Linked DNA regions of Homo sapiens: region 2 is linked to region 1. A link is an interaction called in ENCODE POLR2A ChIA-PET data of the cell type or tissue named here. Cell type or tissue: PC-9. All regions are shown on one strand. Region 1 has its middle 300 kb from the start of RGMB-AS1. Region 2 has its middle 250 kb from the start of LINC01846.

Region 1 (4,000 bases):
AAAACTAAGACAGAAGTAAAAAAAATACAATTGAAACAAATGAAAATAGAGACACAACATACATACCAAAAGCTCTGGGATACAGTAAATGCAGTGTTAAGAGGAAAGTTTATAGCACTAAATGCCTACATAAAAAAACATCTCAAATTAAGAACCTAATATCACACCTAAAGGAACTAGAAAAACAAGTACAAATGAAACCCCAAGCTACCAACAAAAAAGAAATAACAAAGATCAGAACAGAACTAAATGAAATTGAGACCAAAAGAAATCATACAAAGGATTAATGAAATGAAAGTTGGTTCTTTCTTTGAAAGGATAAATAAAATTGACAGACCATTAACTATAATAACCAACAAAAAAGAGAGAATATTCAAACACAATCAGAAATGACAAAGGTGACATTATAACTTATACCACAGAAATACGAAAGATCCTCAGAGACAACTGTGAACATCTCTATGTACACAAACCAAAAAACCTAGAGAAAATGGATAAATTCTCAGAAATGTACAACCTCCGAAGATTGGACCAGGAAGAAGTTGAGATCCTGAATAGCCCAAGAGCAAATTATAAAATTGAATAAGTAATGAAAAATCTACCAAACAAAAGAGCCCTAGACCAGATGGATTTACAGCCAAATCTTCCCAGACATACAAAGAGCTGGTATCGATTTAATGGAAACTATTCCCAAAAAATCAAGGAGGGATTCCTCCCTAACTCATTCTACAAAACAGTTATCAACAAAATCTGGTAATGATACAACAAAAAAAGAAAACTACAGCCCAATATCCCTGATGAACATAGACACAAACATCTTCAACAAATACCATCAAAGTGAATCCAACAGCATATCAAAAATAGAATTCATCATGACCAAGTGAGCTTTATTCCTGGAATGCATGGATGATTCAGCAGACACGAATCAGTAAGTATGATTCACCACATAAACAGAATTAAAAACAAAAACCGTATGATCATCTCAACGTACACAGAAAAAGCCTTCAATAAAATCCACATCCTTTCATGATAAAAACCTTCAACAAACTAGGCATCAAAGGAACACACCCCAAAATAATAATTATTATTTTGACAAACTCACAGTGAACATCATATTGAACAGGCTAAAGTTGAAAGTATTTCTCCTAAAAACTGGAGCGAGATAAGGATGTCCACTTTCACCACTCTAATTCAATACAGTACTGGAAGCCCTAGCCAGGGCAATCAGGCAAGACAAAAATAAATAAATAAAAGGCATCCTAATGAGAAATGAAGGAGTCAAATTGTATGCCACATGGTCCTATACCTAGAGGACCCTAAAGATCCTCTAAAACACCTCTAGACCTGATAAACAACATCAGTAAAATTTCAGAACACAAAATTAATACTGAAAAACCAGTTGCTTTTCTATACACCAACAATGCTCAAGCTGAAAACCAAATCAAGAATTCAATCCAATTTACAAATACTGCGTCCAGAATTGGTTCCTTCTGGTGGGTTCTTGATCTCGCTGAATTCAAGAATGAAGCCGCAGACCCTCGAGGTGAGTGTTACAGTTCTTAAAGATGGTGTGTCCGGAGTTTGTTCCTTCAGATGTTCAGATGTGTCCAGAGTTTCTTCCTTCCAGTGGGCTCGTGGTCTCACTTGACTCCAGGAGTGAAGCCACAGACCTTCGCAGTGAGTGTTACAGCTCTTAAAGGTGGCACCTCTGGAGTTGTTTGTTTCTCCTGGTGGGTTTGTTGCCTCCCTGGCTTCAGAAGTGAAGCTGCACACCTTCGTGGTTAGTGTTACAGCTCATAAAGGTAGTGCGGACCCAAAGACTGAGTAGCAACAAGATTTATTGCAAAAAGCAAAACAACAAAGCTTCACAACGTGGAAGCAGACCCAGGCGAGTTGCCACTGCCTGCTTTTATTCCCTTATTTAGCCCCACCCACATCCTGCTGATTGGTCCATTTTGACAGAGTGCTGACTGGTGCATTTACAAACCTTTAGCTAGACACAGAGCACTGATTGGTGCATTTACAATCCTTTAGCTAGACAGAAAAGTTCTCCAAGTCCCCACCTGGCCCAGAAGCCCAGCCAGCTTCAGCTCTCAGTACCACACACATAAAAGAAATACTTATGAATACATTTAATCGAAGAGGTGAAAGGTCTCTGAAAAAGAACTATAAAACATTGATGAAAGAAACTGTAGATGACACAAACAAATGGGAAAAGGTCCCATGCTCGTGGACAGGAATATTCTTAATATTCTCTTTTTTTTTTTTTTCTTGAGATGGAGTCTCGCTCTGTCACCCAGGCTGGAGTGCAGTGGTGTGATCTCAGCTCACTGCAACCTCCGCCTCCCAGGTTCAAGCAATTCTCCTGCCTCTGCCTCCCAAGTAGCTGGGACTACAGAAATGCGCCACCAAGCCAGGCTAATTTTTTTGTATTTTTAGTAGAGACGGGGTTTCACCATGTTGGTCAGGCTCGTCTTGAACCCCTGACCTCAAATGATCTGCCGGCTTTAGCCCCGCAAAGTGCTGGGATTACAAGCGTGAGCCACCGTGCCCAGTCTCAATATTCTTAAAATGACTATATGGCCCAAAGCAATCTACAGATTCAACACAATACCTGTCAGATTACCAACACTGTTTATCATAGCATTAGAATAAAAATATCTAAAATTTATACCAAACCAAAAAGAGCATGAATAGTCAAAGCAATCCTAAGCAAAAAGGAGAAAGCCAGAGGCAACATATCACCCAACTTCAAACTATAGTAACCAAAACAGCATGGTACTGGTACAAAAATAGACATATAGATCAATGAAACAGAATAGAGAACACAGAAATAAAGCCACATACCTACCATCAACTGATTTTCAGCAAAGTTGACAAAAATTGACAATGTGGAAAGGATTAAATAAATGGTGTTGGGAAAACTAGATAGCAATATCCAGAAGAAAGGATTCCTCTTGAGGAATCTCAAATCAATCCGAGTTAATTTTTGGATATAGAGGGAGGTATGGGACCATATACAAAAAAATGAACTCGAGATAGATTAAAGATTTAAATGTAAGACCTGAAACTGCAAAAATCCTACAGGAAAACCTGGAAATGATTCTTCTGAACATTGTCCTTGAATTTATGACTAAAACCTCAAAAGCAAATGCAATGAAAACAAAAATAGATAAATGGAACTTAATTAAGGAGCTTAGTAAACAATCAACAGAGTAAACAGACAACCTACAGAGTGGAAGAAAATATTTTCAAATTATGCATCTAACAAAGGACTAATATTCAGAATCTACAAGGAATTTAACAAATTAACAAGAATAAAACAGCCCCGTTGAAAAGCAGGCAAATGACATGAACAGACACCGCTCCAAAGAAGACAGACAAGTAGCCAAAAAAATATAAAAAAATGCTCAACATCATTCATCATCAGAGAAATGCAAGTTAAAACCACAATGAGATACCATCTCACACCAGCCAGAATGGCTATTAATAAAAAGTCAAAAAATGACAGATGTTGGCAAGTATGCAGAGTAAATGGAACACTTATATACTGTTGGTGGAAATGCATATTAGTTCAATCCCTATGGAAAACAGTATGGAGATTTCTCAAAGAACTAAAAATAGAACTACCATTCAACCCAGCAGTCCCACTACTGGGTATCTACCCAAAGGAAAGGAAATCATTTTATCAAAAAGACACCTGCACTTGTATGTTATTGCAGCACTATTCACAATAGCAAAGTCATGGAATCGATCTAAGTGTCTGTCAACAATGGACTGGATAAAGAAAATGTGATACATATATACACCATGAAATGTTACACAGCCATAAAAAAGAATAAAATCTTGTCCTTCACACCAACATGGATGTAGCAAGAGGCCAGTATCCTACATGAAATAACTCAGAAACAGAAAATCAAACACCACATGTATTCACTTATAAGTAGGAGCTAGTCAATGGGTATATATGGACATAAAGATGGAAATGATAGACACTTTC
Region 2 (4,000 bases), 54 kb before region 1:
TATTGTCAGGAACTGTTTCTGAAAAGGTATATAATTTTCTGTTGCAGATGACTTTGCCCTGAATCTTACAGGATTTGTGTCCCTTCCTCTGGAGTTCATGTATCTTACCAAGGTCTCCAGGGCGGGCACTAACCATTCCTGCTTATCTAGTGCAGTCTGCATGATGTCATCAATATAATGGATCTATGTGACATTCTGTGAGATGTCAGAGAATCCATATCTCTTTGGAATATATTGTGTCAGAGAGGACAAGCATTGACATAACTCTGGAGCAAATCTGTAAGTGAATATTCGTGTTCATTCTATACAAACTTGAACTTTTTCTAATCCTTCTTTCTAGTTGAAATAAAAAGGAAGGCATTCCCCAAGTCAATGGCTGAATTCCATATACTTAAGTACTTATTAATCTGTTCTAGCAATAATACCACAGTCAGCATGGAAGCTGTAAATGGAATGTGATTTTACTAAGTTTGTGACAGTCTACAACAAGCTGAACAAAGTAAGTCACCAATTTGACTATCAGGCCCCTACATAAAATGGATAAATGCTGGAAAATTAAATGGTGACATAATAAGGACCACCATCCCCTTAACTTTTAGATCTGTAACTGAAGCAGTAATCCCAACCATTTCCTGCAAGGTGTTATAGTATTTTTCAATTGAATATCTTGGTCAGGGGGCTGTGAAGAGCATTTTCAGAGTTTTCCACTTGGCACTGGTATTCACTGTGATAACTCTTACTTCACAGGTCAAAGACTCAGATGGATGTTATCCAACTGCCAAGAATATCATTTCCTATTATACACTCAAAGACCAGGGAAATAATAATTAGGTGCTTCTACCCAGGAACCCAATAGCTTAACTTTTAGCCAGGACTCCATTTATTACTTAGCCCTTGTACTCCCTACTCTCTCAGGGAACAATAATGAGCTTTGAGTCCCGTAGTATGAATATCAACTTGGATTCTCTGTAAAATCATTCTAAAAATGTCTAGGCGTGACCCTTTCTCCAGTGCGAAAGCACTCAAGTGATCATGGGCTCTTTTGAGGTTGAACTGGGAGTCATTGCAGTACATACTGGCAGCTCTTTCCTCTAGAAAATCTGGCTACTTCTTCTGTCAGTAGTTGCTGTATTTGAAAATTAGCTCAGATCTGGAAACTGAGCAAGGAATTATGATTGCTCATTGAAGTGACTCCCTGCAGCCTCCTGCTCTTCCATTCTTACCATGTTCTGGTTCTAGATATTAAGCAACACCCTTGTTGGCTGCCCATCTATTTTTCCTCTGTAGCCATCCTCTATTAACTAGCTCCCTGAATCTTGACTGCCCCTCTGAACTTTCGGATTGTTATAGTTATTGTAACCTCCTGGTTTCTGATTTTAAATGGTACCCCCTGGTGTTTATTATTTTGGTGCCTCATCATCCACATGGTTATTAAAGAGCCCAGGTCTGTGGGCCCCTCACCTGCTATCAGCCCTAACCTAAAGAGAAGATACACTCCTGAATTTCTCAGTGATGCTAAAGACCCTCTCACCAGAACATTCCTCATGGCCTTAGTGATAGAAGATAATCATCTGGTGGGCCTTCTGGCCTTGCACAATATATCCATTCCAGTATGTCCGCATGCCTGAAACATTTTATTCTATTTCTACAACATAGCAAGGAAATTAACGAATTTCTACTTTACTCAGCATGGCCCTTTGATTTTCCATACATTGAGTGGCCACCTCAGCAGTAAGTTTTCCTCATTCCCTTCAGTCCTTGCAAGGTACTAAATCACATCTCCTGAGAAAGTACCACCAAGTAAATGAATTTTCAAATATCCTGCCTTATATTCTTCTCCCCTTGATCAAAAAAACCTCTAATCTAATCTAAAATTATCTTTGACCATGCAGAGAGGAAAGGCCATGTGAGGACACAGCAAAAAAGTGGTTGATCATCTGCAGGCCAAGAAGAGAGCTCTCATCAGACAACAATTCCACTGGCACCCTGATCTTGAACTTCCAGTCATTAGAATTTGAGAAAAAAATTTCTGTTGTTTAAGTCATGCAGCCTGTGGCATTCTATTATGACAGACTTGGTTGACTAATACATGACTCCAGGCTGGTCTTTCTACAGATGAGGAGGGGATTTTTATAAGCTACCAAAGTATTTAACTGTTAATCACCCTCAGTGTCAATACAAGTAGTAGTAACTAGGCAACTCCACAGTCCTTAAAAAGGAGTTGTTCTCCACATATCTCATAAATGCCTGAAACATTGCACCAGCAAAATCATTTCTCTATACCAGGACATTTTCCCAGGGCCCTTCAGGAATTAGGCCATTATTTTGGGATGGGGATTATCCATGCTGCACTTTCCCCTTAAAACAAGCTCATCTTTGTTAGTCAGGTAGAGAGTGACTCATTCTCAAAACTCATCTTATTTTCTAAATAAATCAATCCTAGCTCCATTTCTGTCAGTTCAGGTCCTCCAGTAAGGAAAAATCAAAATACAATTAGACAGTCAAGAGATTTATTGCGGTGGCTCTGTGAAAGATAAAAGTGGGAGTAAGAGTGACAAGAAGAGCCTTTAAACCACCCTATAGGTCTGACACTTGTGAAAGAAGAGAGGGAAGAAAAAATGAGTTAGAAGCAATCTCTGAAAACTGCAGTTCCAAGAACATCTTGGCCAGGCCAGGTCAATGGTGGACTTTAAGAACCAGTTGCTCTTGGAGAAATCTCACTTTGAGCATTAATGGTCTGGTTCTTGCATTCCCACTAAGCTCAATCATTGACTTACATCAGCTTGAGGTATTGACTCAAATGTGTAACAGCTGGGGCTATAAATCAACTATGGTCCCCTCAGCAGGTCCACTTGACAGAGATTTGAATGGCCTACTTCCACGGCCAACATAGTGTGAGCATTAATACTCTGACTTAATTAAAGAGTGAAACTCAAATGCTGCTATTTTCTTACTAAACCCATTTCTTTTTCTGCCTCTCCTGAGCACTATATTCCCCCCCCCGCCCCATCCTTAAAGGTGGTGGGGCCATATGACTCCACTTTGGTTGATGGAATAGGTGCCATTTCAATCCCTAGTCCCTTAAATCTCCCACAAGCTATCCTCCACTCTCTTTCCACTTCTGAGGCAAGCATGCAGGTCATGTGTTGAACAGGCACCAAAAGATGAAGGGAGAGGATGAGCTTCCGCATCACTATTTTGAAGAGATATGCCAGACTGCCATGGACTATGTGATGTGAGCAAGCAACAAATCTTCACTGAAATAAGATCGATATTTAAGAGCTGTTTATTTCAATAATTAGCCGGCTTTTTTTTAATGTTCTAGGAGATAGCCTACTATTTTGATAGAAACATTGCTAAATAGGCAATTTTTTAAATTGTCTTTTGATTACTTAGCTAGAGCCATCATGTTCAATGTGTGTTGAGAGGCTTGAATGAAAAGAAGATGGAACATAGAAACTAACAGTTATTTATTCTTATCATTATTATCTGTCCTATCTTTTAGAGTGATATTCTGTAAAACACAGCCAACTCTACTAAATAATCAAGTTCTTAATAACCAATGTAATATATACTTTTTAATCTCTTAGACAAATTCTTTGAGATCAACTTGCAAAAATATGACTCACTGGTATTCTTTAAAAATGAGAATGACCACAATGTCTAACATCTAAGTCATTCTTGTTCAGATCATGCCTGAACAAAATTAGCATTTTAAAGCACTTTTCATGTTTTCTCCAAATGATGTATTAATGAAATAAGCCTTTACCTTGTATTTCCACAATAACTTGTGAAAATTGTGTGTAATGTTGCAGGACTGTGTGAACAGTTATAGAAAATCTTTTTAAACTCAGTGAAATAGATACAATCAACTTTATCTCCAAGCTTTTAATATGCAATGGTTGAATCATTTTTACATGATTTGTTAATCTGAGAAGTAAGTGCCAAATCACAAGTGAAGTGATTTGTAATCATCTAAAATCTATTATACTTCACCTAC

Evidence for each region. Peaks named below come from ENCODE experiments on the same cell type or tissue, not always from the same donor. Only the 100,000 strongest peaks of a DNase experiment are listed, where the experiment ranks them.
Region 2: POLR2A ChIA-PET joins it to region 1 with 5 read pairs; 2 of 35 experiments call an interaction of 5 or more read pairs at or near these places.

What each region holds. Positions count from the first base shown.
Region 1 is chr5:98,467,480-98,471,479 of GRCh38, forward strand. No RefSeq gene overlaps it. Among named protein-coding and RNA genes, the nearest start is that of RGMB-AS1, 300 kb to the right of the region's middle. RefSeq lists an enhancer at 813-2,012. In PC-9, no CTCF peak of the experiment used is centred here; no DNase peak of the experiment used is centred here; H3K27ac peaks cover 816 bases.
Region 2 is chr5:98,413,090-98,417,089 of GRCh38, forward strand. No RefSeq gene overlaps it. Among named protein-coding and RNA genes, the nearest start is that of LINC01846, 250 kb to the left of the region's middle. In PC-9, no CTCF peak of the experiment used is centred here; a DNase peak (open chromatin) is centred at 2,062; H3K27ac peaks cover 1,004 bases.